2 separate regions of the Homo sapiens genome follow, and region 1 is linked to region 2. Evidence: read pairs that join two places in POLR2A ChIA-PET (ENCODE). Cell type or tissue: GM12878. All regions are shown on one strand. Links, peaks and the distances in the headings refer to the core of each region. The heading gives the core; the rest is flanking DNA. Region 1 has its middle 2.6 kb from the start of COX6A1. Region 2 overlaps LOC105370029 (a long non-coding RNA gene).

The links. ChIA-PET counts read pairs that join two places held together with the same protein. Peaks named below come from ENCODE experiments on the same cell type or tissue, not always from the same donor. Only the 100,000 strongest peaks of a DNase experiment are listed, where the experiment ranks them.
Region 1: POLR2A ChIA-PET joins it to region 2 with 5 read pairs; 6 of 35 experiments call an interaction of 5 or more read pairs at or near these places.

What each region holds. Positions count from the first base shown.
Region 1 is chr12:120,433,332-120,437,718 of GRCh38, forward strand. No RefSeq gene overlaps it. Among named protein-coding and RNA genes, the nearest start is that of COX6A1, 2.6 kb to the right of the region's middle. RefSeq lists a silencer at 161-361. In GM12878, for the core only: no CTCF peak of the experiment used is centred there; no DNase peak of the experiment used is centred there.
Region 2 is chr12:120,675,695-120,680,081 of GRCh38, forward strand. LOC105370029 (a long non-coding RNA gene) reads right to left here. Exons shown (of 3, transcript XR_945449.3): 3 at 482-700. It also overlaps a transcript of CABP1 not described here. Among named protein-coding and RNA genes, the nearest start is that of MLEC, 9.3 kb to the right of the region's middle. In GM12878, for the core only: no CTCF peak of the experiment used is centred there; DNase peaks (open chromatin) are centred at 2,267, 2,677 and 3,035; H3K27ac peaks cover 2,810 bases.

The sequences.
Region 1 (4,387 bases), core at 78-4,077, 240 kb before region 2:
CGTGTCAGGCTTTCTACCTACATTGACACATTTAAGCTCACAACATCTCTGGAAGATCCAGTTATTAGCCCCATTTATGAATGAAGAAAGAAAGGCTCAGAGTAAAGCAGATTGCTCTAGGTCTTCCTAGCAGGAAGGGCTAGGGCCAAGGCTCAAACCTGGGTGGCTCAAGGTCTAAATCCAGTGTTCTAACCTGCACAGCTACGCTATTCAGCCTACCCCAGCTGGACCGCCCCCTCCCACTGCAAGGAAACCAACCCTGACACCCAGCCTTCTATGCCTTCTATGCAAACCTCTAGGTGCACTTCAGTCAGAAATCTTTTTTTTTTTTTTTGAGACGGAGTCTGGCTCTGTCGCCCAGGCTGGATCTTGGCTCACTGCAACCTCCACCTCCCAGGTTCAAGTGATTCTTGTGCTTCAGCCTCCCAGGTAGCTGGGATTATAGGTGCCCGCCACCACACCTGGCTAATTTTTTTTTAAGACGGTGTTTCACTCTTGTCGTCCAGGCTGGAGTGCAATGGCGTGATCTTGGCTCACTGCAACCTCTGCCTCCCAGGTCAAGAGATTCTCCTGCCTCAGCCTCCCAAGCAGTTGGGATTACAGATGTCTGCCACCACGTCTGGCTAATTTTTTTTTTTTTTTGTATTTTTAGTAGAGACGGGGTTTTACCATGTTGGCCAGGCTGGTCTAGAACTCCTGACCTCAGGTGATCCACCCGCCTCAGCCTCCCAAAGTGCTGGGATTACAGGTGTGAGTCACAGCGCCTGGCCTTTTTTTTTTTTTTTTTTTTTTTGACAGAGTCTCCTCTGTTGCCCAGGCTGGAGTGCAGTAGTGCAATCATGTCTCACTGCAAGCTCTGCCTCCTGGGTTCAAGCGATTCTCATGCCTCAGCTTCCCAAGTAGCTGGGATTACAGGTGTGTGTCAGCACACCCAGCTAATTTTTGTATTTTTAGTAGAGACGGGGTTTTGTCATGTTGGCCAGGCTGGTCTGAAACTCCTGACCTCAGGTGATCCGCCTGCCTTGGCCTCCCGAAGTGCTGGGATTACAGTCATGAGCCACTGCACCCAGCCTCTCTGGTGGTATCTTTTGGAAAGATATCTTTCTGGAAAACTCTTTCCATCCCAGCCCAAACTTGTCTCTGACTCACTCATTTATTTGAGGGTAGGTGACTTAGATGTCATATCCTACAGGAGGGCAGACTGACTGCCCCTCCAAAGCCAAATGCCATTTTGATCCTCTTCTATTGACCCTGTACCACCTCGATCAAGACAATTCTTTGTTTTTTTTTCTTTTATGGTCAAAAAATTTAAGACTAGTTCCAACTTGAAGTAGTTTTGTTTCAACAGATCAAGATAATTCCTTGTTTTTTTTTTTTTTGAGACAGAGTTTCACTCTTGTCACCCAGGCTGGAGTGCAATGGCACGATCTCTGCTCACTGCAACCTCCACCTCCCAGGTTCAAGCGATTCTCCTGCCTCAGCCTTCCAAGTAGCTGGGATTACAGGTGCCCACCATCACGCCCGGCTAATTTTTGTATTTTTAGTAGAGACAGGGTTTCACCATATTGGCCAGGCTGGTCTCGAACTCCTGACCTCAGGTGATCCACCTGCCTCGGCCTCCCAAAGTGCTGGGATTACAGGCATGAGCCATCGCACCTGGACTAGATCAAGACAATTCTAACAGTTAACAATTATTGAGCACTCATTTTGTGCCAGGCACTGTGCTAAGAGTGCAGTATCTCAGAGTGGTTAAACATGGAGGCTTTGGGGCCAGACTTCTAGATTTAAATTCTGGCTCTGGGTCAGGAACAGTGGCCGACACCTGTAATTCCAGAACTTTGAGAGGCTGAGGTGGGAGGATCGCTTAAACTCAGGAGTTTGAGATCAGCCTGAGCAACATAGTAAGACCCCGTCTCTAAAAAAAAAAAAATTAGCTGGATGAGGTGGTGTGCACTTGTAGTCCTAACTACTCAGGATGCTTGTTAGGTGCAGTGGCTCATGCTTGTAATCCCAGCACTTTGGGAGGCCGAGGCAGGTGAATCACTTGAGGTCAGGAGTTTGAGACCAGCCTGGCCAACGTGGTGAAGCCCCATCTCTACTAAAAAATTCACAAATTAGCCGCGTGTGGTGGCGCACGCCTGTAATCCCAGCTACTCGGGAGGCTGAGGCAGGAGAATTGCTTGAACCCAGGAGGTGGAGGTTGCAGTGAGCCAAGATTGTGCCACCACACTCCAGCTTGGGTGACAGAGCAAGACTCCATCTCAAAAAAAAAATTTGTTATACAAAGGAATGAATAAATGCATATTACATTATTACATTCCTATTGTAGAGAAGAGGAAGCATAGCTGGTGGCAAACCAGAGATTTGAACCCAGGAGTTCCTGATCCCTGTCTTGAACACTTTCTTTTTCTTTTTTTTTTAGAGATGGTGTCTTGCTATGTTGCCCAAGCTGGACTTGAACTCCTGGGCTTAACGGATCCTCTGGCCTCAGCCTCTCAAGTAGCTAGGACTACAAGCAAGCCCGGCTAGCTTAGACCCTTTGTATGGCCCCAGTGTGGGGCCTCATATACCCTTTGGCTGTGTTTGAGGACGTGTTTGACAGATTTGATGATCTTGATTGCACCCTGAAGTATAAAAACTTAGGCTACTCGAGAAAGATTTCATGCTAAATCAGGTAGTAAAGCTCTAGTAATATGATCCTAAGGTTTTGTCTTCATGAAACTGCATGACCTTAAGGCATCGGTTTCAGCTAACCTGCCCAAGGCCACACAGGCTGTAAGGGAACAAGATGTGAGCCCAGCCTTCTCACACTAGAGTCCCTGTTTGTTCTCCTACCCGGACTTTTTTGTTGCTGTTGTTGTTTTGAGACCAGAGTCTCGCTGTGTCGCCCAGGCTGGAGTGCAGTGGCATGATCTCAGTTCACTGCAAACTCCACCTCCTAGGTTCAAGAGATTCTCTTGCTTCAGCCTCCCATGTAGCTGGGACTACAGGCTTGCGCCACGACGCCGAATAATTTTTGTATTTTTAGTGGAGACGGCGTTTCACCATGTTGGCCAGGCTGGTCTCGAACTCCTGACCTCAAGTGACCCACCTGTCTCCGCCTCCCAAAGTGCTGGGATTACAGGCGTGAGCCACAGTGCCGGCCTTTTTTTTGTTTTGTTTTGAGATGGGAGTTCAACTCTTGTTGCCCAGATTGGAGTGCAATGGTGCAATCTCAGCTCACTGCAACCTCTGCCTCCTGGGTTCAAGCGATTCTCCTGCCTCAGCCTCCCAAGTAGCTGGGATTACAGGCATGTACCACCATGCCCGGCTCATTTTGTATTTTTAGTAGAGATGGGGTTTCACTATGTTGGTCAGGCTGGTCTCGAACTCCTGAACTCAGGTGATCCACTCACCTCGGACTCCCAAAGTGCTAGGATTACAGGCATGAGCCACTACATGCAGCCCCCAGGAGCTCTTGATCTGAGGCATAAAGATGCTTAGAGGGTTTCCAAATATATTTTATGGTCACCTATTCTCCCAACAATGTGTGCTATACTGTGTGTTTACACATAGGTGTGTCTTTAGAGGAAAGGGTTCAAAGCTTTCATTAGATTCTTTTTTTTTCTAATAAAGAAAAAAGCTTTGTTGCCCAGGCTGGTCTCAAACTCTCAAGCTCAAGCAATCTGTCCGCCTCGGCCTCTCAAAGTGTTGGGATTACAGCCATGAGCCACCACGCTGGTCCTCATTACATTCTCAAAGGGGCCTATTGAAAAAAAAAAAAAAAAAAAAAAAAAAGGCCGGGCACAGTGGCTCACGCCTGTAATCCCAGCACTTTGGGAGGCCGAGGAAGGCGGATCACAAGGTCAGGAGATGGAGACCATCCTGGCCAATATGGTGAAACCCTGTCTCTACCAAAGTACAAAAAAAAAAATTAGCCAGGCATGGTGGTGCGTGCCTGTAATCCCAGCTATTCAGGAGGCTGAGGCAGTAGAACTGCTTGAACCTGGGATGCAGAGGTTGCAGTGAGCCAAGATTGCACCGCTGCACTCCAGCCTAAGCAACAAGAGTCAAACTCCGTCTCAAAAAAAAAAAAAAAAAAAAAAAAAAAAAAGATGAGACTGTTGAGTCAGGATTAGGATCCAGGTCTGCTGGCACCAATTTCAGTGCTCTTTATACTTTCTGTTGCTATTCATTCATTCATCCATTCATTCAGCAAATTTATATCAAGTATCTGGTATGTGCCAGGTATGATTCCAAATTACACCATTCCCAGATTATTCTGAGAATGCTGCAGTGCCAAACTCTTGGTATCACAGACTTTATATTCTAGTGGGGGAGACAGACAAAATAATAATATAACGACGAAGGTGCAATGTTATGTGCTATGAGAAAACGCAGTCGGAGG
Region 2 (4,387 bases), core at 126-4,125:
CACTAGAATGTAAGCTCCATGTTGGTAGAGACCATTTCTACCTTGTCCAGCATAGTGTCTTCAGTGTCTAGTAGGCACTTAGCAATGATTTATTGTATCAGGCAGGCACAGTGGCTCACACCTGTAATCCCGGCACTTTGGGAGACCAAGGCAGGCTGATCACCTGAGGTCAGGAGTTCGAGACCAGCCTGGCCAAAATGACGAAACCCCATCTCTACTAAAAATACAAAATTTAGCTGGGCGTGGTGGTGGGCACCTGTAATTCCAGCTACTTGGGAGGCTGAGGCAGGGGAATCGCTTGAACCTGGGAGGTGGAGGTTGCAGTGAACTGAGATCGAACCACTGCACTCCAGCCTGCATGATGAGAGGGAGACTCCATCTCAAAAAATAAAAAACAGCCTTGATTCCTAGTCTCATGGAGATAATAGTCTAGACTCTGCTGTCCAATATGGTAGCCACTAGCCATATGTGACTATTTAAATGAATTAAAATTAAACAAAGAATTAGTTCCCCAGACATACCAGTCACATATCACCTGTTCAATAGGCACATGTGGTGTGGATAGACTACCTTCCCATCATGGCAGAATGCTCTTGTCTGGAGGGGCAGCTGACAAGTAACCTGGCCATTTATAATCCAACGTGCAGGTGTGGCTATAGGACTCGTTACCTCCCCAATGTGTCTGGATCTAGGAAAGAAACTGAAAAGAATAAAACAGCTGCTTTCTTTCTTCTTCTTCTTTTTTTTTTTGAGACAGAGTTTTGCTCTTGTTGCCCAGGCTGGAGCATGATGATGTGATCTCGGCTCATCACAACCTCCGCCTCCCGGGTTGAAGCGATTCTCTTGCCTCAGCCTCCTGAGTAGCTGGGATTACAGGCATGCGCCACCACACCCGGCTAATTTTGTATTTTTAGTAAAGATGGGGTCTCTCCATGTTGGTCAGGCTGGCCTTGAACTCCCGACTTCAGGTGATCCGCCTGCCTCAGCCTCCCAAAGTGTTGGGATTACAGGCATCAGCCACCGCACCCGGTCAGCTTTATTTATTTCTGAGTATGTGTACTTTAGTCCTTTTTATTCACCATCTCACTCTGTCTTTACACCTCATTTCCAGGTGAGGAAACTTAGGTTCAGAGAAGGAATGTGACTTGCCAAGCTTACACTGACAGTGGATAGTAAAGACCCTCCTGGCATTCCTGACTCAACAATTGTGTCCTTAACACAATGTAAAAAGTCTGGGAGATGATGATATAGGCAGCTAACAAGCCGAGTGCAGTGGTACACGTCTGTAATCCTAGCTACTTGGGATCAGTTAAGGCCAGGAGTTTGAGTGCAGCCTGGGCAACATAGTGAGACTCTGTAAGTCTGTAAGGCATTCTCTTGAAGTTTGTGGTTTTTTTTTTTTTTTTTTCCTGAGATAGAGTCTCACTCTGTTGCCCAGGCTGGAGTGCAGTGGCATGATCTCAGCTCACTGCAACCTCCGCCTCCCGGGCTCAAGCGACTCTCCTGCCTCAGCCTCCCAAGTAGCTGGGACCACAGGCGCCTGCCACCATGCCTGGCTAATTTTCGTATTTTTGGTAGAGACAAAGTTTCACCATGTTGACCAGGCTGGTCTTGAACTCCTGACCTCAAGTGATCTGCCTGCCTTGGCCTCCTAAAGTGCTGGGATTACAGGCATGAGCCACTATGCCCAGCCTTCTTTTTTTTTTTTTTTTTTTTTTTTGAGACAGAGTCTCACTCTGTTGCCCAGGCTGGAGTACAGTGGTACGATCTTGGCTCACTGAAGCCTCTGCCTCCTGGGCTCAAGTGATCCTCCCACCTCAGCCTCCCAAGTAGTTGGGACTACTGGCATGCGCCACAATGCTCAGCTATTGTTTTTATTTTTTGTAGAGATGGGAGTGGGGGGTGTCTCACGATGTTGCCCAGGCTAGTATTGAACTCCTGGGCTCAAGCGATCCACCTGCCTCAGCCTCCTGAAGTGTTGGAATTATAGGCGTGAGCCACAGCGCCCAGCTGAAGTTGCTTTCTATCGTACTCATTGCAACTCTAGGAGGCTGAAAGTTATCACCATCTCATTCACAGATGAGGAAACCAAGGTGCAGAAGGGAAATGATTTGTCCAAGGCCACCCAGAAGGGAAGGCACTTGTTTTTTCTGTTCTCTGCCTAGACAATGAGCACACTGGGCCTGGCTGGCTTCTTCGCTGTGACTCATATCCTCTTGGGGGACATGAAGACACACCAAGTCCATTCTCCCTCCTGCGAAGTTGGGGACCCGGCCAGGTTTCTCAGTTCGAGTTGCACCCTGGGGGCCAGGACCAGCAGACACGGTGGGCTGGCTCCCCACCTCTCTGGATGGCTCTGGTCCCTCTGTGGTCTAACTCCCAGAGGCCCAAGGTGAGCAAACTTGGTCTTGGGACCAAACCACCCACCTCAGAGTTTCAGGGCTGGCAGGACTGGCTCCCACCCCTGCCTTGTGTTTGCCTTTTGAACTTTTGTTGTGAGTTTATCTTTAAGGGGGAAAAATATCCCATAAACTTAAAAATAGGCAGGACTTAATTAATAGTACGCTTTGTTCTTCTGATCCTTATCTGGACAGGAAGACACAACCCTTTTCAGTTTTATGGGTCAAGGTGAAATTGCCTCTCGGGGCTCAAACACAGCTGCTGCACCTTCCCCTTTTGAACTCTGGTTCCCTTTGGTTTTTTCTCCCTTGGGGAGAAGGGTATTTCCCACTCCTTAGCCTCAGCACTTCATCAAGGTCTTTTCTATTTATCAGATTGCCAGCGGTACCTGTTATAATTATTTCTTCATACATAATTAATAGCTTCTGTGCACTGAGGACTTCTATGGGCCAGGCACGCTGTGAATGGCTCCTAACAGCCCCACATGGTAGGTCTTCTAATTATATCCATTGTACAAGTGAGACAACTGAGGCCCAGAGAGGAGAAACGACTTTCCAAGGGCCACACAGCTCTAAGAAGTGGAGCTAGGCTTTAAATCCAGGTCTCTATGCCCCAAACACCCACGACTATGATTTACTGATCACTTAGCTACGTGCTCAATGGTCCCACAATGCTAATTTTAAAAACCACATCCTGGACGGGCGTGGTGACACATGCCTGTAATCCCAGTACTTTGGGATGCTGAGGGGGGGGCAGATCACTTGAGGTCAGGGGTTCGAGACCAGCCTGGCCAACATGGTGAAACCTTGTCTCTACTAAAATACAAAAAGTAGCCAGGCGTGGTGGTGTATGCCTGTAGTCGCAGCTACTTGGGAGGCTGAGACAGGAGAATCACTTGAACTGAGGAGGCCAAGGTTGCAGTGAGATGAGATCACGCCACTGCACTCCAGCCTGGGTGACAGAGTGAGACACCATCTCCAAAAAAAAAAAAAAAAAAAACCAACTTTAATTTTTTGTTTATTTAAAATATGTTTTCTTATTTTTAACAGTCCTACAAGGTGGGCACAATTATTCTCTCCATCCCACAAATGAAGAAACTAAGGATCAAAGAGGTGAATTCATTTACCCAAAGTCACACAGTGACTAATGGCAGAGCTGTGATTTGCACCAAACTATGTTTGCTACATAGCCAGGCTCAAAGGAAAAGAAGTATATTAGATGCCAAAACATTGGATTCTGGCTGTTCATTGTGTGACTTTGGACAAATCCCTCAACTCTCTGAGCTTTAGCTTCTCATCTGCAAAAAAGGGAACATGACCTAGTTTTCCAACGTTTTGAGGTCATTAAGAGCATCGGATAAGTAGGAACCAATGATTATTGAGAAGCTGCTCTGTCAGGACCTGGGTTTATATGCCTTATATCAGTTTTGGATGAAATTTTGGTGAATTTTGGGCTGGGCGCAGTGGCTCATGCCTGTAATCTCAGCACTTTGAGAAGCCGAGGTGGGCGGATCACCTGAGGTCGGGAGTTCAAGACCAGTAAGACCAACATGGAGAAACCCCGTCTCTACTAAAAATACAAAATTACCTGGGCATGGTGGCGCATGCCTGTAATCCCAGCTACTAGGGACGCTGAGGCAGGAGAATCACTTGAACCCGGGAGGTGGAGGTTGCGGTGAGTTGAGATCGCGCCATTGCACTCCAGCCTGGGCAACAAGAGCGAAACTCTGTCTCAAAGCAAGAAAAAAAAAGAAAAAAGAAATTATGGCAAATTTTATCTTTAAAAAAGTCTCTTCTGGCCAGCATGGTAGCTCATGCCTGAAATCCCAATACTTGGGGAGACTGAGGTGGGCGGATCACTTGAGGTCTGGAGTTTGAGACCAGCCTGGCCAACATGGTGAAACCCCATCTCTACTAGAAGTACAAAAATTAGCCAGATGTGGTGGCACATACCTGTAATCCCAGCTACTCAAGGAGGCTGGGGCAGG